5 separate regions of the Homo sapiens genome follow, and all the other regions are linked to region 1. Evidence: read pairs that join two places in POLR2A ChIA-PET (ENCODE). Cell type or tissue: OCI-LY7. All regions are shown on one strand.

What was found. ChIA-PET counts read pairs that join two places held together with the same protein. Peaks named below come from ENCODE experiments on the same cell type or tissue, not always from the same donor. Only the 100,000 strongest peaks of a DNase experiment are listed, where the experiment ranks them.
Region 2: POLR2A ChIA-PET joins it to region 1 with 10 read pairs; 26 of 35 experiments call an interaction of 5 or more read pairs at or near these places.
Region 3: POLR2A ChIA-PET joins it to region 1 with 13 read pairs; 27 of 35 experiments call an interaction of 5 or more read pairs at or near these places.
Region 4: POLR2A ChIA-PET joins it to region 1 with 15 read pairs; 27 of 35 experiments call an interaction of 5 or more read pairs at or near these places.
Region 5: POLR2A ChIA-PET joins it to region 1 with 27 read pairs; 27 of 35 experiments call an interaction of 5 or more read pairs at or near these places.

The regions. Positions count from the first base shown.
Region 1 is chr6:27,136,839-27,140,838 of GRCh38, reverse strand. H4C9 (H4 clustered histone 9) reads right to left here and starts at 1,557. Exons shown (of 1, transcript NM_003495.3): 1 at 1,161-1,557. The coding sequence starts at 1,530. The coding sequence ends at 1,219. It also overlaps a transcript of H2BC12 not described here. RefSeq lists enhancers at 417-1,008, 1,009-1,601, 1,364-1,743. In OCI-LY7, no CTCF peak of the experiment used is centred here; DNase peaks (open chromatin) are centred at 818, 1,638, 2,698, 3,378 and 1 weaker place; H3K4me3 peaks cover 3,640 bases; H3K27ac peaks cover 4,000 bases.
Region 2 is chr6:27,863,645-27,867,644 of GRCh38, reverse strand. It overlaps H2AC16 (H2A clustered histone 16), which reads right to left and starts at 2,328. Exons shown (of 1, transcript NM_003511.3): 1 at 1,847-2,328. The coding sequence starts at 2,290. The coding sequence ends at 1,898. H1-5 (H1.5 linker histone, cluster member) reads left to right here and starts at 57. Exons shown (of 1, transcript NM_005322.3): 1 at 57-853. The coding sequence starts at 116. The coding sequence ends at 796. It also overlaps the pseudogene H2BC16P. RefSeq lists enhancers at 128-237, 1,808-1,857, 2,148-2,237, 1,789-2,310, 2,508-2,577 and 2 more. In OCI-LY7, no CTCF peak of the experiment used is centred here; DNase peaks (open chromatin) are centred at 54, 1,244, 1,514, 2,464 and 2 weaker places; H3K4me3 peaks cover 3,879 bases; H3K27ac peaks cover 4,000 bases.
Region 3 is chr6:27,870,240-27,874,239 of GRCh38, reverse strand. H3C11 (H3 clustered histone 11) reads left to right here and starts at 1,894. Exons shown (of 1, transcript NM_003533.3): 1 at 1,894-2,395. The coding sequence starts at 1,925. The coding sequence ends at 2,335. It overlaps H4C13 (H4 clustered histone 13), which reads left to right and starts at 706. Exons shown (of 1, transcript NM_003546.3): 1 at 706-1,092. The coding sequence starts at 730. The coding sequence ends at 1,041. RefSeq lists enhancers at 426-475, 556-725, 1,026-1,075, 507-1,144, 3,060-3,697 and 1 more. In OCI-LY7, CTCF peaks have their summits at 229, 429 and 2,262; DNase peaks (open chromatin) are centred at 889, 1,819, 2,689, 3,129 and 5 weaker places; H3K4me3 peaks cover 3,711 bases; H3K27ac peaks cover 4,000 bases.
Region 4 is chr6:26,214,419-26,218,418 of GRCh38, reverse strand. It overlaps H2BC8 (H2B clustered histone 8), which reads left to right and starts at 1,731. Exons shown (of 1, transcript NM_003518.4): 1 at 1,731-2,219. The coding sequence starts at 1,776. The coding sequence ends at 2,156. H2AC8 (H2A clustered histone 8) reads right to left here and starts at 1,498. Exons shown (of 1, transcript NM_021052.4): 1 at 982-1,498. The coding sequence starts at 1,444. The coding sequence ends at 1,052. RefSeq lists enhancers at 678-787, 703-1,354, 1,068-1,487, 1,355-2,006, 1,918-2,267 and 2 more. In OCI-LY7, a CTCF peak has its summit at 1,118; DNase peaks (open chromatin) are centred at 738, 1,258, 1,648, 2,618 and 4 weaker places; H3K4me3 peaks cover 3,757 bases; H3K27ac peaks cover 4,000 bases.
Region 5 is chr6:26,269,344-26,273,343 of GRCh38, reverse strand. It overlaps H3C8 (H3 clustered histone 8), which reads left to right and starts at 1,931. Exons shown (of 1, transcript NM_003534.3): 1 at 1,931-2,426. The coding sequence starts at 1,960. The coding sequence ends at 2,370. It overlaps H2BC10 (H2B clustered histone 10), which reads right to left and starts at 413. Exons shown (of 1, transcript NM_003525.3): 1 at 1-413. The coding sequence starts at 368. It also overlaps the pseudogene H2AC10P. RefSeq lists enhancers at 1-82, 153-492, 823-1,162, 2,890-3,029, 3,803-4,000. In OCI-LY7, CTCF peaks have their summits at 903 and 2,635 (motif pointing right); DNase peaks (open chromatin) are centred at 473, 953, 1,833, 3,023 and 2 weaker places; H3K4me3 peaks cover 3,895 bases; H3K27ac peaks cover 4,000 bases.

The DNA of each region.
Region 1 (4,000 bases):
GAATATTTACAAATCAAATCTCATAAAATAAAAACTGTAGAGAATCTGAATAGACCATTCCGAGGAAAGCGGGAAAATCTCCAAATAGCCAAAAATCTCATTTAGAAAAACTCCGATTTCACATTAGGAAATGCTGATAAACAATAACTCTCAAGCACTGCTGGTGGAATATGGGAGTATAAATTTAAAATACTACCCTGGAAAGCAAATTGTTCATTTTTATTCATGTTGAATATGCACATTTACCAAATAATTCCACTTCCATGTAACCAGAAAATGCACAGCTGTATACAGTGCTGTTTTGTAATGAGGAAAAAAAATCAACAGAGAAATGAATAAAGTATTTACTGACACATTAGAAAACTAGATTAATGGTAAAAATAACCTAGAACTGCACATTTCAACACGGATATATTTCAAGAGCAAATGTAAAAATTCATGACGATTAAAATAGATTAGGGGTATGTGCATCTAAAGTTAAAACGCGTGGGAACAGTAAACAAATTTAGAATATCAGTTTATCCTAGAATATTAGTTAATTCTAGATAGGAAAAAGGGAGGGCTGTGCTACTGAGAAAGGGACATAAGGATTTTAGATGCACTTGAATAAGTGGTGTGGTCACCAGCGCATTTTGTATACTTGATATATTCCAGTATTTAAAAGGCAAACATATAAAGGAATATTATTACTAAGACTCTTAAGACTGCCCTACTGTTCTACAGTAGTAAAAGCATGGTCTGTCCCCCTCCCCCCCATGCAGAGCTCTGTGCCCGCCAAGTCCTCTTAAACCAGCCACCACGAAGTTTTCCTGGAGGTTCTAGCATTTAGTGGAGCCCATCAAACTCATTATCTCCTGAGACGTATTTGAAGGTCCAGAGGGAAGTTAATTATCTAGCCCGCCCCTATTTGGACCGCAGACCCCTTGGCTTTCTAAACTAATCCGAGCGGTAAACCGGCTGCAGGCAATTTCCAGGCAGCCGCCAGAAGTTACTGGCCAGCAGAGGCTCTTCTGGCCTTGGAAAAATCTCGGCCCAAGGTCACCTGTAGTCATCAGCCCATTTTCGGCGTCGAGTTAATCTTGTAAAATAGGATGACAGAACTCACTGACAATGGCCCTATTAAGAGACTCAGTTTGCAGTCATTTCAACTCTTTTGTTGAAAGCTTAGGGGCCCTAAAAAGGGCCTTTTTAGAGAATGACTGGGCTTCAAAATGCCATTTAGCCGCCGAAGCCATAGAGGGTGCGGCCCTGGCGCTTGAGCGCGTAGACCACGTCCATGGCGGTGACCGTCTTGCGCTTGGCGTGCTCCGTGTAGGTCACGGCGTCCCGGATCACGTTCTCCAGGAACACCTTCAACACTCCGCGGGTCTCCTCATAGATGAGGCCAGAAATGCGCTTCACGCCGCCGCGGCGAGCAAGGCGCCGAATGGCTGGCTTGGTGATACCCTGGATGTTGTCGCGCAGCACCTTGCGGTGGCGCTTGGCACCCCCTTTCCCCAGGCCCTTACCTCCTTTGCCGCGTCCTGACATTATCAAGTGGTCAGAGAACAAAGGTCTGCTGCCTGTGATGGCAGCTTTCTTTTATGGGTAACCTCTGCGGACCAGACTGAAAACCGGAAGAGCTTTGGCGGGAAGTCCCTCTGCATTGGGGGAGGGGACCTAAAAGGGAAACAGGCCTGCTGTGCTCTACTCCCTCTTGTTCTCCTTCAGTCCTTTTTAATCCTCAAGACCTAGGCTGTTTTTCCTTTTTTCATTTAACATGATTCCTGCCTCATAACAAAAATGTTAACATTATAGAAGATACATAAAGCAAAAAGAATGTTATCTCTGCATATATGCATGTTTTCCTTTAACATTATTTGTATGGAACTATGCTATTTTGTGGCATTTTTCTCCTTAATATACAATGGAAATATACTCCATATGCTAAATTCCTAGCAATAGAACAAGATAGACTCATAGAATTTAAAGATCGTTCAGGTATATTGCTAAGTTCTTTTCTACTTATTTTCATTTCTAGTGTTTGGGGTGGAGAATTATCCCCCCAAATATCGAGCTTGGTAATGGTGGGTGTTTTTGAAAATTGAGGGTTCTCAGAAACAAGTCTAAGAATCAAGGTCCCTCTAACTTTGTCCTGTTTCTCTTCCCCAAATACAGGGAGGGACTTTCTCTGGAATTTCCTGATATGACCAAGAAAGCTTCTTATCAAAAGAAGCACAATTGCCTTCGGTTACCTCATTATCTACTGCAGAAAAGAAGACGAGAATGCAACCATACCTAGATGGACTTTTCCACAAGCTAAAGCTGGCCTCTTGATCTCATTCAGATTCCAAAGAGAATCATTTACAAGTTAATTTCTGTCTCCTTGGTCCATTCCTTCTCTCTAATAATCATTTACTGTTCCTCAAAGAATTGTCTACATTACCCATCTCCTCTTTTGCCTCTGAGAAAGAGTATATAAGCTTCTGTACCCCACTGGGGGGTTGGGGTAATATTCTGTGGTCCTCAGCCCTGTACCTTAATAAATTTGTATGCCTTTTCTCTTATTAATCTTGTCAGTTGATTTTCAGTGAACTTTCAGAGGCCAAAAGGGAGGTTTTCTCTTGGCCCCTGCACCAGTAGCAGTTCCTGATATGCCTACAACCTTAACTAATGCTGGGTAGAACCATTTAAAGTAATCTAACTTTACTAATAAGGACTTGATTTCTTGTATATAGAAATAACTTTTCAAAAAGTTAATCAGTTGGTTAGTCAGCACAATACATTAACTATTTCCCCCACTGATTTGAGGAACTTATTATCATATACTGAATATATGAGCCACCGCACCCGGCCCATTTGGTGATTTTCTTGCTACTCTTTATTTTAATGAGTACCTTACAGCAGTGCTTGAAGTATTTTCAAAGTATTCCACTTAAATGTCATAAAGTAAATGAAGATAAACTTTTCATTAAAATACTTTAGAAATTTTTGCATTTATGTTGCAATAAAAGAAAACTTGCCATACACCTTTGGAAAACAAAAAAAAATTGATATGACTGGCTGTAACTTGCTGTAGCTGAATTCAGTATATGTTGTAAAGAGGGTAAGGTAGCATAGGTTAATTGAATACGTTAATCTAAGGGTAAATACAAATTAAAAATGAGAGGCTTAATTATCTGTTGAAAACAAAAGACTTCCCTTTCCTTTCCCATCACTTTCAAAATGTCTTTCTCTGTCCTTTTAAAATGTATGTAAATCCTTTTAATGGCTAAATAGGCCTTATAACTCAGAATATTTTCTCAATGCCTGGAGAGCCATCCCTTTGAAATGTTAATCATTAAAAAAGATAGTGGTCTGTCTCCCAGTTTCCAGCGAGAAAATGGGCTGAACTTTAGCTGTCACCTGACTTCGAATTGCAAAACCTATCCAATGTAGCCATACATAATAAGCAAGATTTCTTTCTGCTTTTGCAACCTCTTCATAAGGTTTCCTGTGATAAGCAACTCTCCCTGGTTTAATGCTTATTCAATAATAAAATTATTTCCTTTGTCTTCTTTGGGAGAAGATTTTAAAATTGTATTTCCCCAACATTAGTTAACAAGTATATTTCTCTACTTGAGCTTCTCACTAATCAGAAGCCTTTTTCTGTATCTGATTTCATGAGTTTTCGCATAGCAATTAGTGACAAGGATAGCAATGAATGGTAAAAGGTGGCAGAGCATGCCATCCCAAAATATGCCATTTTGGAATAAGAATTATTCTGAGATACAGGCAATTTTAAAAAGAGTAGGTACAAGAAAGGCACTTTGACCGTTCCCTTTTACCCCCTTAAAAGCAGGAATTAAAATTCCCCTGTGGAAGATGTCCTCCCTGTACCAAAAGGAAAAGAACATTTTCATCAAGGACAGGAAGTTGAAACCAAGAGAATTCTGTCCAAGCAGATCTTAAAATAATTCTTGTTTTCCTTTAGCCTTCCTACATAGTTACATTTCCACAATTTACTCCATTCAACCTACTA
Region 2 (4,000 bases), 730 kb before region 1:
CCACCAATCACAGGGCAGCGCCGGCTTATATAAGCCCGGGGCCCGAGCATAGCAGCAACGCAAAACCTGCTCTTTAGATTTCGAGCTTATTCTCTTCTAGCAGTTTCTTGCCACCATGTCGGAAACCGCTCCTGCCGAGACAGCCACCCCAGCGCCGGTGGAGAAATCCCCGGCTAAGAAGAAGGCAACTAAGAAGGCTGCCGGCGCCGGCGCTGCTAAGCGCAAAGCGACGGGGCCCCCAGTCTCAGAGCTGATCACCAAGGCTGTGGCTGCTTCTAAGGAGCGCAATGGCCTTTCTTTGGCAGCCCTTAAGAAGGCCTTAGCGGCCGGTGGCTACGACGTGGAGAAGAATAACAGCCGCATTAAGCTGGGCCTCAAGAGCTTGGTGAGCAAGGGCACCCTGGTGCAGACCAAGGGCACTGGTGCTTCTGGCTCCTTTAAACTCAACAAGAAGGCGGCCTCCGGGGAAGCCAAGCCCAAAGCCAAGAAGGCAGGCGCCGCTAAAGCTAAGAAGCCCGCGGGGGCCACGCCTAAGAAGGCCAAGAAGGCTGCAGGGGCGAAAAAGGCAGTGAAGAAGACTCCGAAGAAGGCGAAGAAGCCCGCGGCGGCTGGCGTCAAAAAGGTGGCGAAGAGCCCTAAGAAGGCCAAGGCCGCTGCCAAACCGAAAAAGGCAACCAAGAGTCCTGCCAAGCCCAAGGCAGTTAAGCCGAAGGCGGCAAAGCCCAAAGCCGCTAAGCCCAAAGCAGCAAAACCTAAAGCTGCAAAGGCCAAGAAGGCGGCTGCCAAAAAGAAGTAGGAAGCTGGCGTGTGAAAACCGCAACAAAGCCCCAAAGGCTCTTTTCAGAGCCACCCAGAGACCTCTAAAAAATGGCTGTGCACAACATGTTAGATCAGGCAGCAAGATTCCTTGCATTCGAAAAATCTCGGGCAGTTCTCCCTCAACCCTAATCGAGTAACGCAAGGCAAGCAAGAGTCCAGGGTGTTGGTTGGACTCCCCACGTAGTTTACCCATGCAGTCTGTTATTAGAGTATGAATTCCAGCCGTTGGTTTTTGTTAAGTTGGTGTCAAGCTTTTTGTCAGACGCCTAGCTACAAAGAAGCTTCTTATATTTTAAAAAGCCCGCTCTATAATCTGATTGGCCAGTTTTTGTTCCATCATCTGTATGTGGTTTTTCCGCGTTTAAGCCATTTAGGCACCAGCTACTTCGGCGTCACTAATGTGTTCGGCATTAATATAATATGCTATCAACGCACAAGACAATATAGTAGCAAGTTTCAAGATGGGGTCTCTATTACATGCCAATTTGATATGACCGTGTCATTCTGTACTGGATTATTTTTTTTTCCTCAAGTCAGGTTCTCGCTGTCACCCAGGCTGGCGTGCAGTGGCGTGGTCTCGGCTCACTACAGCCTCAGCCTCCCCGGCTCAAGGGATCGTCCCACTTCAGCCTCTGTGAAGTGCTAGGACTAAAGGCGTGCACCACCCCGGTCGGCTAATTTTTGTATCCGCTATGATGCCCAGGCAGATCTCGAATTCATGAGCTCCAGCGATCTTCCCGCCTCAGCTTCCAAAAGTGCTGGGATTACAGGCGTGAGCCACTGAGCCTGGCTCTGGATTTTTTTTTATTGGTTCTAGTTCATATAACACGAGATGAATAAACACAGCGAACATTCTTGTAAGCCCTACATTAAATAACTAGTTCACATTCTGACTTAAACATGTCACCTGAATCCTGTAAGGTTTTTCCTAAAAGTCATTCCTAAGCTCTAGATGAAAAATGCTTTATCTTTTCATAACAAACGTTCCAAATGTTTAACCAGTGGCCCAGCTCTCCCGCAGAAATAGTAGGTGGCTCTGAAAAGAGCCGTTGTATTGGAAAGTGATTCTATGGAGACATTATTTGCCTTTGGCCTTGTGGTGACTCTCGGTCTTCTTGGGCAGTAGCACAGCCTGGATGTTGGGCAGGACACCACCCTGAGCGATGGTTACTTTGCCCAGCAGCTTGTTGAGCTCCTCGTCGTTGCGGATGGCCAGCTGCAAGTGGCGCGGGATAATGCGGGTCTTCTTGTTGTCGCGGGCGGCGTTGCCCGCCAGCTCCAGGATCTCGGCAGTCAGGTACTCCAGCACCGCCGCCAGGTACACCGGCGCGCCGGCCCCGACCCGCTCAGCATAGTTGCCCTTGCGGAGCAGTCGGTGCACTCGGCCCACGGGGAACTGGAGACCGGCACGAGAAGAGCGGGTCTTGGCTTTGGCGCGAGCTTTGCCTCCCTGCTTGCCGCGTCCCGACATGACGAAGAAACGATAAATGGAGGAACTGAGAACAGCCGAGAGAAGTTCACCAGAGCTCCACTACTTATAGTCAATACTGGGCGCGAAAATAAAGCTGTGCCATTGGCTCAAATTACAGTTTTATTTCAACCAATGGAATCGCTGTTATGAAACATGCTTCTTTGGATTGGACAAACGTGTATATGACGTCATCTAGAATCGCCACCAGTCCTACACACTATTTTATTAATCACCTCATTTGCATAAGAATTCGTGAACAGGACGTTACAACACACAGCTTTTTCTTCTTCTTCTTTTTTTGTTTTTTTAAGACAGGGTCTCCCTCTCGCCCGGGCTGGAGTGCGGTGGTACGATCTCCGGTCGCTGCAACGTCCGCTCCTGGGTTCAAGTGATTCTCCTGCCTCGGCCTCCTGAGTAGCTGAGATTACAAGCGTCAGCCACCATAGCCCGGCTAATTTTTGTATTTTTTAGTAGAGACAGGGTTTCACCATATTGGTCATCCTGGTCTCAAACCCCTGAGCTCAGGTGAGCCACCTGCCTCAACCTCCCAAAATGCTGGGATTAAAGGCGTGAGCCACAGCGCCCGGCGACTTTTTTTTTTTTTTTTTTTTTTTTTTTCCCTTGAGACAGGGTCTGGCTTTGCCGCCCAGGTTGGAGAGCAGTGGCGCGATCGTGGCTCACCGCAACCTCCGCCTTCCTGGCCGAAGCGATCCTCCTCCCTGAGCCTCCCCAGTAGCTGGGGTTACAGGAGTGCATCACGCGCCCAGCTAATTTTTTACATTTGTTTGAAGAGTCATGGTTTCGCCATGTTGTTCAGGCTGCTCTCGAACTCCTGACCTCAAGTGATCCGCCCGCCTCCGCCTCCCAAAGTACTGGAATTACAGGCGTGCGCCGCCGCGCCCGGCCGCTTTTTCCTATTCCTTGTACCCTTTCTGCAGTTAAACTACAACACGCCTGACCCCACCAAGTCGGCCACAGCCCCGAAAAAGGGTTCCAAGAAGACTATTACTAAGGCAAGAAGCGAAAGCGCAGCCGCAAGGAGAGCTGCTCCGTGTACTTGTACAAGGTGCTGAAGCAGGTCCACCAACACCGGCATCTCGTCCAAAGCAATGGGGATCTTGAACACCTTCGTTATGCCATCTTCGAGCGTATTGCGGGCGAGGCTTCCCGCCTGGCGCGTTACAACAAGCGTTCGACCATCACCTCCAGGGAGATCCAGACGGCTGTTCGCCTGTCACGCATGCTGTGTCCGAGAGCACCAAAGCCGTAACCAAGCACACCAGCTCCAAGTGAGCTCCTTGCTGGTTCGTCCACTTGGAACCCCACTAGGTTCTTCCTGACTCACACTCCACTAGGTTCTTCCTGACCCACACCCTAAGGACTCTTTTCAGAGATATTCACACTTCCTAAATAGAACTGACGCTCGTTTATCCCTAGTTTTGAAATGTTCAGTTAGCTTTAACCTAAAGCCTTTCATAAATGCTTCTTAATTTATGCAAAAGATACATTGTGGCCTTATGATATTTCCAATATTATCTGCTACTAAGTATTTTATGTTACAAACGTCAAATACACAAAACGGGAGTTTTATTGTGCGAATTTCACTTATCCAGGCTCAATTTCAACACCGAGAATCCCCTGTTGAGTTATTGTCTAGAAAACCAAGTATTTAAAGTAAAAGTCCTATCAACCTCTACTGAAATATCACTG
Region 3 (4,000 bases), 730 kb before region 1:
GAGGAACATGAGGGAGCTCAAGCGGCACCTTCACAATTCTAAGGAAATACAGGGTAAAAGCCACCTTTCTTTCTCAAACAGCTTCCTGAAGTGTTTCTAGGTGGAATGAGGAAAAAAAAATAGAAAGTTCTTGCCCCAAAAATGTGGTTGGCGAGGGAGAGAAAGGAACAGAAAGGACAGCTACAGAAAGAGTAAAATATAAGGAAAAGAATAGAGAACCAAATTTGAGAAAGGTGAGGAATCCCACCTTGGAGCTATCATCAGGCGTCGTCTTTTGCAGTCAGCCACTCCATAGGCTGATCACTTCGAGTTTGTACGGAAGCAGTTTCTACACGCTATTTCACAAATGCCCGAAACGACTGTGATTACCCCTCTAGAGATGGCGCCATTTGATTCCAGCAGCCACAAAGCACTAGAACAATCGATGCTAAGAGGTGACAGGAAAAACAGGCTGCAAAGACCCAGACAATGGAATGCAGCGGTGGTCAGCCTAAAACACTGTAGAAGGGCAAGATGAGCTGAGTAATTTTTAACTGGGCATCATTTTTAGAAACTGGAGTTTAAGTACCCCCTTTTCCATTTTTTCCTGAAGTCGTGGGCAGGGCGCAAGGTCTGTGAATCGGCCGACCGGATGCAGCTGGTGTGGAGAGTTCCCAATCAGGTCCGATTTATTACTATATAAAGTACTGCTGCGAGGCTTGCCGTGTTGCATTTTGTTTAGTACAAGACATGTCTGGGCGCGGCAAAGGCGGGAAGGGTCTGGGCAAAGGAGGCGCTAAGCGCCACCGCAAAGTTCTGCGCGACAACATTCAGGGCATCACCAAGCCCGCCATCCGACGCCTGGCACGGCGTGGAGGCGTTAAGCGCATCTCAGGCCTTATATACGAGGAGACACGCGGAGTTCTTAAAGTGTTTTTGGAGAATGTAATCCGCGATGCAGTTACCTACACGGAGCACGCCAAACGCAAGACAGTCACAGCCATGGACGTGGTTTACGCGCTCAAGCGCCAGGGCCGCACCCTGTATGGCTTTGGCGGCTGAGTGTTTTACTTACTTACACGGTTCCTCAAAGGCCCTTCTCAGGGCCACCCATGAAGTCTGTGAAAGAGCTGTAGACTAAAGATAGTTAATTTCTTAAGAACACTTAAACGTATGGCAGTTTTGGCAAATTAGCGATTCCACATAAGCAGTCGCTGAAGTTTGAGGTTCGGTGCCCCTTTCAGCATTACTTAGTGGTTAAAAGTGCCGGCTTCTCTGATACACGGCCAAATCTATAACGCCTCTCTGGTTTTTGCAAAAGTCATAATGAAACAGCCGGTCTCATTTATCTTGTATCGATTACTTTACCGCTACCAATGCGAGGGCTGTGTAACTATGACACTGTGGTCCGCAACGCCCAAAATGTTTTAATATCGCCCTTTACAGAAAAAGTCGGCCAACTTCTAAAACATTAAGTACGTTTAAATTTGAGAAATACTGGCATACCACAACGCTCGAATTTCATATCCCCTTCAATGCCTCCATTTACAAATTTACTCTAGTTTCACTTTTCCTTTACGTTCTTTAACTTTTTGTCAAATCAGTAATGACACCTCGTAATTAAAATAGTGCAAGGCAAGTTTAGATTTATCAAGCTTATATTTAAACAGGATTTTGATGCATGAAAAATCCTAGACTTTTGGGGGATTTTTTTTTGTTTCCGTTTTTGTTTTTCTTTAGCTAGCAAAACCATTTTACGTTTCTTGACCCAAAACAGAGGCGGAATGTCTCCCTTTCACTAGCAGATTAAACTGGGAGCCAATTCCGTGTGTGAGACGTGGCATGGCACAGTCTACTGTCCAATCAGAACGCGAGGGCAGCTATAAATACCGGGATGATCAGTTTTTTTCTCTCATTTGTGTTGAGTAGGTACGTCTACTTAGCCATGGCACGAACAAAGCAAACAGCTCGCAAGTCCACCGGCGGCAAAGCGCCGCGCAAGCAGCTGGCCACCAAGGCGGCTCGCAAGAGCGCTCCGGCCACCGGTGGCGTCAAGAAGCCCCACCGCTACCGCCCCGGCACCGTGGCCCTGCGCGAGATCCGCCGCTACCAGAAGTCGACCGAGCTGCTAATCCGGAAGCTACCTTTTCAGCGCTTGGTACGGGAGATCGCACAGGACTTTAAGACCGATCTGCGCTTCCAGAGCTCGGCGGTGATGGCGCTGCAGGAGGCTTGCGAGGCCTACCTGGTGGGGCTATTTGAGGATACCAACCTGTGCGCCATTCACGCCAAACGCGTCACTATTATGCCTAAAGACATCCAGCTTGCGCGCCGCATCCGAGGGGAGAGGGCATAAATATTCCTATCAGCCCAAGAAGTCTGTCCAACCCCAAAAGGCTCTTTTCAGAGCCCCTCAATTGTCACCAAAAGGAAGCTGTAGCTTTTGAGACGTGTCTTAGCTCCATGTTAAATACAAGCTGTGGACAAAACGTGGTAGTGGCCCAACACACTATAATGCAGGAGTCAGGTCACAGGCTGTTGGTATGCTAAATCAATTTCACATACAGAACCTGTTCCTACTGATAAGGATTATCACTCAAAAAAGACATGTCATGGGGTCAATTTTACAGATGAAGTTTAGTTTTGAAAAGTATTCCTGTTTTTATCCTTGAGGAATGTGTCTCCTGCGTATCTACCTGCCCCTACTGAAGGGAACAAGTAGCACAATGAGTGTCCACAGGCTCTGGTGAGGCCGAGGCAGGCGGATCACAAGGTCAGGAGATCAAGACCATCCTGGCTAACACGGTGAAACCCCCCTGTCCACTAAAAAAAAGACTGCCGGCCGTGGTGGCACGCGCCTGTAGTCCCAGCTACTCGGGAGGCTGAGGCAGGAGGATCGCTTGAACCTGGCAGGCAGAGGTTGCAGTGAGCCGAGATCGCGCCACTGCCCTCCAGCCTGGGCTACAGAGCGAGACTCCGCCTCAAAAATACAAAAAACAACAGGCTCTAAAAACTACACACATGAGAGTGGAACAATAGACAATAAGGACTCAGAAGGGAGGAAAGAATGAATGATAAGTTACTTAATTGGTACAATGTAAGCTATTTAGCTCTTGTATAGCCCATGTAACTTGACCACCTTGGAGCATATGCACATAACAAAGTTGCCATCGTACCCCATGCAAGTAACAGTTTTGACAAAAAGCTCGACACTTTTGTTCTGTTTCAATGTAATGTTTAGCAAGCCATGTGTTAGGTAGTGGGCCTCTGAGGAGGGATACTTTAACCTACTGCATGCTGTCATCTATGAAATGAACTTCTAGCTCTAAGTGGACCTTAAAAAATATTTTCCTGTCATTTCACCATATGCTTGTCATAGACTGTGGAGTTGGATTTTCATGAGATTTTTTCTTTCTTTTTTTTTTTCAGAGAGAATCAGTCTGGGTATTAAACTTCAAGTGGTATTTTAAAGCTCTTCCTGGTTTCTAACCAAACTTTTCCATTATTTCCAGCTGTTTTAGAGTTTCCTCATGTGCTCTACATATGTGACTATCATGACCTCATTTTGCTCTTAAACTTTTTGAAGCACACATCTTGACCTAGGAGATATCTGGCAGAGATGTGAAGGCAATTTTTCTCCCTAGTGCTCTCAGCCAGCTCAGCCTCATATCTGTGCCTTCCTTTCTCATATTGGATTCACTCTTGCAAAGAGGCATGTATCCCAGCAACTGGTGCAGCGGTGTCCGATCTTTTGTCTTCCCTGGGCCACGTTGGAAGAAGAATTGTCTTGGGCCACACCTAAAATACAGGATCACTAAAGATAGCTGACGAAAGAAAACAAAGGAAGGAAGGAAGGAAGGGAGGAAGGAAGGAAAAAGGAAGGGCGCAGTGGCTCACATCTGTAATCCCAGCACTTTGCATTTTGGGAGGCCGATGCGGGCGAATCACGAGGTCAGGAGTTCCAGACCAGCCTGGCCAACATGGTGAAGCCACGTCTCTACTAAAAATACAAAAAATTAGC
Region 4 (4,000 bases), 920 kb after region 1:
ATAGGCATGAGCCACCGGGCAGGGCAGGCTTTTTACTTTTTGTGGAGGTGAGGGGGCTGTCTCGCTTTATTGCCCAGGCTGGTCTTGATCTCCTGGGCTCAAGCGATTCTTCTGCCTTAGTCTTTCAAATTGCTGGGATTACAGGTCTGACCTAGGGCGTCAGGCCGTTACTGCTTAGTTTCGTTTAGTGTTTATTTTAGAATACTGTGTTAATTGCTCCTTTTGAAAAGAGAAATCCAACAAACACAATTCTCACTAGAGGAATGTAGTCTTTTTTTTTTTTTTTTTTTTTGAGACGTAGTCTTGCTCTGTTACCCAGGCTGGAGTGCAATAGCGTGATCTCGGCTCACTGCAGCCTCTGCCTCCCGGAGTCAAGCGATTCTCCTGCCTCAGCCTCCCAAGTTGCTGGGACTACAGATGCACACCACCACGCCCGGCTACTTTTTGTATTTGTTTAGTAGAGACGGGCTTTCATTATGTTGGGCAGGCTGATTTCGAACTCCTGACCCTATGATCCGCCCTCCTTGGCCTCCCAAAGTGTTGGGATTACAGGCATGAGCCACTGAGCCCAGCCGGAATGCAGTCATCTTTAAAACTTAAAAAGCCCGCCCTGAAATGCTAATGGGCAGCTATCCTTCTTTGTTCTCTCGTTTCTGTATTAATATTTCACCCTTTTCTGACAAGTGCACATGAATAAACAGCCTGTGTATTAATGATAAATTTGTATACACAGCATGGACCTATACACAAAATAACGCAGTGAAACCTTGGTGTCACAACCTCGGTTTCTATTCTTGTATACCTTTATAAACGCATTTTTACTGCAAAGAAACACCAGTAAGATAAATTAGTGCATGAAATGTGAGCAAGGATTTCAATAAAGAACTGACCAGTAACGTCAGAAGCGTTCGTTAAAAATTAGGACAGTGAACATTGAGATTTCAGGCATCGTATGTGTATTCCAGCACTTTACAGAAAAGGTGGGTGGCTCTGAAAAGAGCCTTTGGTTTCTGGGACTCGGGATCACTGACGGATTTGACTAGTAATCATTTCACTTGCCCTTGGCCTTATGGTGGCTCTCCGTCTTCTTAGGCAGCAATACGGCCTGGATGTTGGGCAGGACACCGCCCTGCGCGATGGTCACGCGACCTAGAAGCTTATTTAGCTCCTCGTCGTTGCGGATGGCTAGCTGCAGGTGGCGCGGGATGATGCGGGTCTTCTTATTGTCGCGAGCCGCGTTGCCAGCTAGCTCTAAGATCTCGGCCGTCAGATATTCCAGCACCGCTGCCAGGTACACTGGAGCGCCGGCCCCGACTCGTTCGGAGTAGTTGCCTTTGCGGAGGAGGCGGTGCACACGGCCAACTGGAAACTGAAGACCGGCCCTGGAAGAACGCGTTTTAGCTTTTGCCCGAGCTTTGCCGCCTTGCTTTCCACGTCCAGACATAGTGGCTTCCTAACAGCAGAAGAACTAACAATCCACTGAATAAAGAAAAAGAATGGGCTCGATGGAGGAATAAGAAGCTAGTTATAGTCATCGGTAGAATTGTGAAAGGCGCAATTTGATTGGTTAAAATTGTTCTTTGACGAGCCAACCAATTAGAAAGGAAATAAGGTGAAGGCTATTTTACATGTATGCGTCACTAACACATTGCCCAATCAGAGCTGGATATTTTGAATTCTTTATTTGCATGAAAGGCCTATAAAAGGAGAGACTCTAGACACGAGCTTTTATTTAAGTGCGTTCATTCTCACTGCTGTTATTGTTTTCTGACAGCATGCCTGAACCAGCTAAGTCAGCTCCTGCTCCGAAGAAGGGTTCCAAGAAGGCTGTGACCAAGGCGCAGAAGAAGGATGGCAAGAAGCGCAAGCGCAGTCGTAAGGAGAGCTACTCCGTGTATGTGTACAAGGTGCTAAAACAGGTTCACCCCGATACTGGCATCTCATCCAAGGCCATGGGCATCATGAATTCCTTCGTTAACGACATCTTCGAACGCATCGCAGGCGAGGCTTCCCGTCTGGCCCACTACAACAAGCGCTCGACCATTACCTCCAGGGAGATCCAGACCGCCGTGCGTCTGCTGCTTCCCGGAGAGCTGGCCAAGCACGCAGTGTCCGAAGGTACCAAGGCTGTCACCAAGTATACAAGCTCCAAGTAAATGTGTGCTTAGGTGCTTTAAAACTCAAAGGCTCTTTTCAGAGCCACTCAAGTCTCACATAAAGAGCTTTAATATTGAATTTCACCGTTTTCTAGGGAATAATTTTTCCGATTTTGTAATCCCAGCACTTTGGGAGGCCGAGGCGTGCGGATCGAGACCAGTTTGGCTAACGTGGTTAAATCTCGTTTCTACTAAAAATACAAATATTAGCCGGGCGTGGGGCAGTCGCGTGTCATCCCAGAGACTCGGGAGGCTGCCGCAGGAGAATCACTTAAACCCAGCAAGCAAAGGTTGCAGTGAAAAGACATGGCGCTTTTGCATTCTAGCCTGGGCGACAAAGGCGAGGCTTCGTCTCAAAAAAAATTGATCAGGAGATACTCCTGTTCTGTGTTGGCAAGATCCTGTAATCCTAGCACTTTGGGAGGTCGATGCATGAGGCTTTCTTCAGCTCAGGAGTTAACAGATTTGCCTGGGCAACATAGAACTCGTCTCTGCAAAAAAATGAAGCTAACCAGGTGTGACGGCTTGCGTCTGTACTATCATTTACTCGGTAGGCTGAGGTGGTAGGATAGCTTAAACTCTCGGGCTAGAGACTGCAGGAACATGTGAATACGCTAGTGCAATTCCAGCCTGGGCAACACTGGAAAGGGTAGGAAGAGTAGTCTTTGGGTCCCTAAAGATCACCTGATAACAAGTTTGACTTTTCTGAGCACTCTTGTGGAGTTTGTTGTGGAGGGAATACCATGGGCATTGGCAATGTAAAGTTGATCTAAAAAATCTCGTTTTCCGCCGTGCGCGGTGGCTCACGCCTCTAATCCCATCACTTTGGGAGGCCGAGACGGGCGGATCACGAGGTCAGGAGGTCGAGACCATCCTGGCTAACACTGTGAAACCCTGTCTCTACTAAAAAAATACAAACAAAATTAGCCGGGCGTGGTGGCACTCACCTGTAGTTTCAGCTACTCTGGAAGCTGAGGCTGGAGAGTCACTTGAACCCGGGAGGCGGAGGTTGCAGTGATCAGAGATCGCGCCACTGCACTCCATCCTGGGCGAAAGAGCTAGATTCCATCTCATAAAAAAAAAAAAAAAAAAAAAAAAAAAAAAATTACAGTTTTGGCTGGCTGGGCGCAGTGGCTCTCGCCTGTAATCCCAGCATTTTGGGAGGCGAGGCTGGTGGATCACTTGAGGTCAGGAGTTCAAAAACAGCCTGACCCACATGGTGAAACCCCGTATCTACTAAAAATAACAAAATTAGCCGGGCGTGGTGGCGCATGCCTATGTTACCCCAGCTACTTCGGAGACTGAGGCAGGAGAAACGCTTGAAACCGGGAGGCGGGGGTTGCAGTGAGCCAAGATCCCGCCATTTCATTCCAGCCTGGACAACAAGAACGAAACTCCGTCTCAAACATAGAAACCATTAGTTTATACTCATTAATCAAATTTCTAAAATGGGACCAAAAAAAAAAAAAAGGTCACTACTCCATAGTACTCCATGAGCAACCTCAGGTTTCTGACAACATAGTACTCCAAAGTATGGCGCCTTGACATAGTAAATATTCTAAGACATTAGTAGAACAACATAGACAAGAATGTTCGTATGACCTTCCTCTGAAGCAGGTCTTAAGACCCTCCTGGGAGTCTTGCAGAGTATGCGAGGAATCTGAACAAATAAACCTTGCTAGATTTCTCCTTGTTTATTATCCTTAGCTCATATTATTTTTGTCTTGTTATATTTCTGCATGACTCTCTTCATCAAACCTAGTGCAAACACACTCAGGTTTAAGCCCTTCTTCAGGTCCTTATTTCCTTATGTCATGTAAAACTTCATATTAAATGTGAATGTT
Region 5 (4,000 bases), 870 kb after region 1:
GTGTACTTGGTGACCGCCTTGGTGCCCTCCGACACCGCGTGTTTGGCCAGCTCCCCGGGTAGCAGCAGGCGCACAGCCGTTTGGATCTCCCTGGAAGTGATGGTCGAGCGCTTGTTATAATGCGCCAGGCGGGAAGCCTCGCCTGCAATGCGCTCGAAAATGTCGTTGACGAAGGAGTTCATAATCCCCATAGCCTTGGACGAGATGCCGGTGTCGGGGTGGACCTGCTTCAGCACCTTGTACACGTACACGGAATAGCTCTCCTTGCGGCTGCGCTTGCGCTTCTTGCCATCCTTCTTCTGTGCCTTGGTCACCGCCTTCTTGGAGCCCTTCTTCGGGGCGGGAGCTGACTTAGCTGGTTCAGGCATGTTCGCAGCCGAAGTGATACCGTCAAATGACCACAGGAAAATGCTGGTGAGCCCAAACGCCCTCATTATTTACCTCGTGTATATGCAAATGAGGCTGGCTGAGTTTCGGTTTCTCATTGGTTCTTTTAGTGTCTGAATATATGATAGGCCATTTCTGAACTCCTAAATCTCATCGGCTCTCCCAGAAGCTCAACCTTGCATAATTTGACCTTTCAACTATAAGTATGTAAGTCAGAAGTGGTTTTTTTTTTTTTTTTTTTTTTAAATTTTTTTAAACACCTGCTTTTCGATTGGCTGAAATCTGTGTTCAGGAGATAGCACAGTCTACTTTGCCGAATATAGATTATAAGAGTTTAGCTCTTGCGTTTTACTAGAATCAATCACTTTCCTTCTTCTAAACAAGTATTTAAATACTTCACTGCGTCTGGATGTGGAATGCAGGGCAGCAAAGCTCGCGCCAAGGCTAAAACGCACTCTTCCAGGGCTGGTCTCCAGTTTTCTGTGGGCCGAGTGCACCGCCTCCTCCGCAAGGGCAACTACGCCAAGCGGGTCCGGGCCGGTGCGCCGGTGTACCTGGAGGCGGTGCTGGAGTACCTGACCGCCAAGATCCTGGAGTTGGCGGGCAACGCGGCCCGAGACAAGAAGACCCGCGTCACCCCCCGACGCCTGCAGCTCGCCATCCACGACGAGAAGCTCAACAAGCTGTTGGGCAAAGTTACTATCGCGCAGGGCGGTGTCCTGCCCAATATTCAGGCCGTGCTGTTGCCCTGTCTATACAAGTGACTGACTAGGCAAACAGGACTAATGAGAAAATGTTTAATATCTCAAGTAAGTGCTTTAATGTAGTCGGGAAGAAGCAAGTTCAGTAACGTTTACAAAACCTTGTAAAGTTTAGATGGACAGGGCCACTGCAGTGTTCAAGTTATCCTGCAGAAGAGGCTAGTGGGGGTGGTATCCTGGAATATCATCAATAGGACCCAACGAAAAGTAAATGATAAGAGTCGTTGGAAAACCTAAAATTAGCCTGTGCCTTAAAAATTCTCAACCGAAGCAAAACACCATTTGGGACAAAATAGAATTCAGTTAACATTTGTTGCTCACTGTTGTATGTCGGTGACTTCTTGGCTCGTGATTTCCCAGGTACATCACCCAGGAATCCTGCCTTATAATGGTCAAAGGTTTCCAGCTAGCAGCAGTCCAGGTGACTCAAGAAAACGGCACAAGATAAACTTCTCAAAACGTGGTCCTCCGAATCTGGCCCCACAACACATCTACTGAATGAGAATTAGCGTCTTCCAAGTCTTAAAGTAGTCGTTTACGGACTACAGCTTGAGAAGCGCAGAATTAGAACTTTAAGAAGTTAACGTTCTTGGATCGCAGACTAACCGAGAAGAGAGGATTCAAAAATGAAGTGATTCATCCAATCAGATTTTCCAGTAATTCACCAATCACATCGTTGGACTCTTCAGCCAATGGTTTTGTTGCGCGGGTCTTTTGAAAATCAACAAGGCCAATTAGAATGTTTCTGAGTATATATAAGGGCAGTTTCCACTCTGCCAAGTGGCTGAGTTTTTCTTTCAGGTAGTCTGAGATGGCCCGCACCAAGCAGACTGCACGCAAGTCCACCGGTGGCAAAGCGCCGCGCAAGCAGCTGGCCACTAAGGCGGCTCGGAAAAGCGCGCCGGCCACCGGCGGCGTGAAGAAACCTCATCGCTACCGTCCCGGCACCGTGGCTCTGCGCGAGATTCGCCGCTATCAGAAGTCGACTGAGCTGCTGATCCGCAAGTTGCCTTTCCAACGCCTGGTGCGAGAAATCGCTCAGGACTTCAAGACAGATCTGCGCTTTCAGAGTTCCGCGGTGATGGCCCTGCAGGAGGCCTGCGAGGCCTACTTGGTGGGGCTCTTTGAGGATACCAACCTGTGTGCCATCCATGCTAAGCGAGTGACTATCATGCCCAAGGACATTCAGCTCGCTCGCCGCATTCGTGGGGAGAGAGCGTAGAGGTTTCCGGGCAGTAATTCTATCCAACTTAAAAAGGCTCTTTTAAGAGCCGCCTACTTTCACCCGAAAATAGCTGTGATTAACTAATCAAATCTTTGAAACTAAACATTGGTTTTAGTACTTAAGTCCTCATTTGATTGGCTAAAGTTAATGGTAAGCTTGCTATATTTGTTCCCGTGCTTTTTCCCGAAAGTGCCAGATTGTCAGCGTCCTTTTCTAAACTGGCTTTTAGGGGTTTGGAGCTTCGATTTGGTAGTGGAAGGGGCCACCTGGGGGCGTTTATATACATTGTCTCAAGCGTTAGTCGCGTTGTCTACTTACACCCATTATAGATGGGATTTTTTTTCGTTGTGTATTTCTGGTTAATCCCTTTTAAAACTTTACAGGTATGAGCATTGGCAGTTGAGAGTAGGTAGGGATATCCTTGGTTGCTGCTTTTTCGTGTCTGAAGCAGCTATTTCCACAATTCCCCCTTTTTTTAAACAGTTCTTGGTTTTTCTGTGAAATGATCCATTTTTTAATTCAATATTAGAAATTGGCGGCAGAAACGAAAGCCAGATTGGCCTCTACATTACTGGCAGCATGGGCATTACGTGGGAACTTGTTAGAAGCTCCCAGGGCATTACATGGGAGCTTGTTTCAATCCCCATCTAGGGCTGGAGTCAATCTGCATATACCTCAGATGATTCTCATGAACACTGATTTAGGAAGCCTAGGTTGTTGGTTTTGGTCTCATCAGTAAAGGCATCCTGCCTGTGAACTCTTACAAGGAGTGAGCTTTTGCAAAATGCATGTTTATTTATGTTACAGAATGAAATATTCTATGAAATGTTCTCTAAAGCAAGTGCACAGAACAATCCCCTAAAATAGTTTGATTTCTTTACAGATCAGTTTTCTCAATGTAACATTACAGTCACATGGGAAGGCTTTAGAAAAATCTTTACCTGGGGTTCAATGAGACTAATAGCAATCTAGAGTGGGCCCAGGGAATGGTAATTATTAAAATTCAGGTGCTTCTAACAGCTGGGGCTGAGACTCCTTGCTACATAAATTTTAATACTCTTATTAGCTCTGGTTTGACTCTAGGCTTAGCAGTTTTCTAATTGAATCAGTTTCCTTGTAGTTTGCCTTCAGAGAGAATATACTGGTCTCTAAAGACTTTCTGGCTTGCTTGACTATCTTTCAACACCTGGCTTTTATAAGAATTTCTTAGGGCAACACTAATGTAAGTTTTTTCTTTTTTGTTTTGTTTTGTTTTTTGTTTTTTTGAACCACCGAGGTCCTTTTAGTGATTGGAAGTATCAGGTTTTTAGGGATGTTACAAGGAGGAACACATACCATCCTGGGCTGCTTGGCATACAACCAAGATATGTTTTCATATAGAACCCTTCCTTTACAGATTAGCACAAGGCCCTGTTTGGGTATTCAGCAGATCCTTCTTTATGATCTTTATTAATTTAGCAACTTGTCATTTTTTTTCACATATTGCTTTTATTTTAAAAACTTATTTGACATTCCAGAATATATGGGAAAGGAGATAATAGTTTAATAAAACCTATGTTCCTCTCATCCAGCTTCAATAACAACATTGGCTAAGTGTTTTATCTATTGATTTTTGTAAAGCAAATAA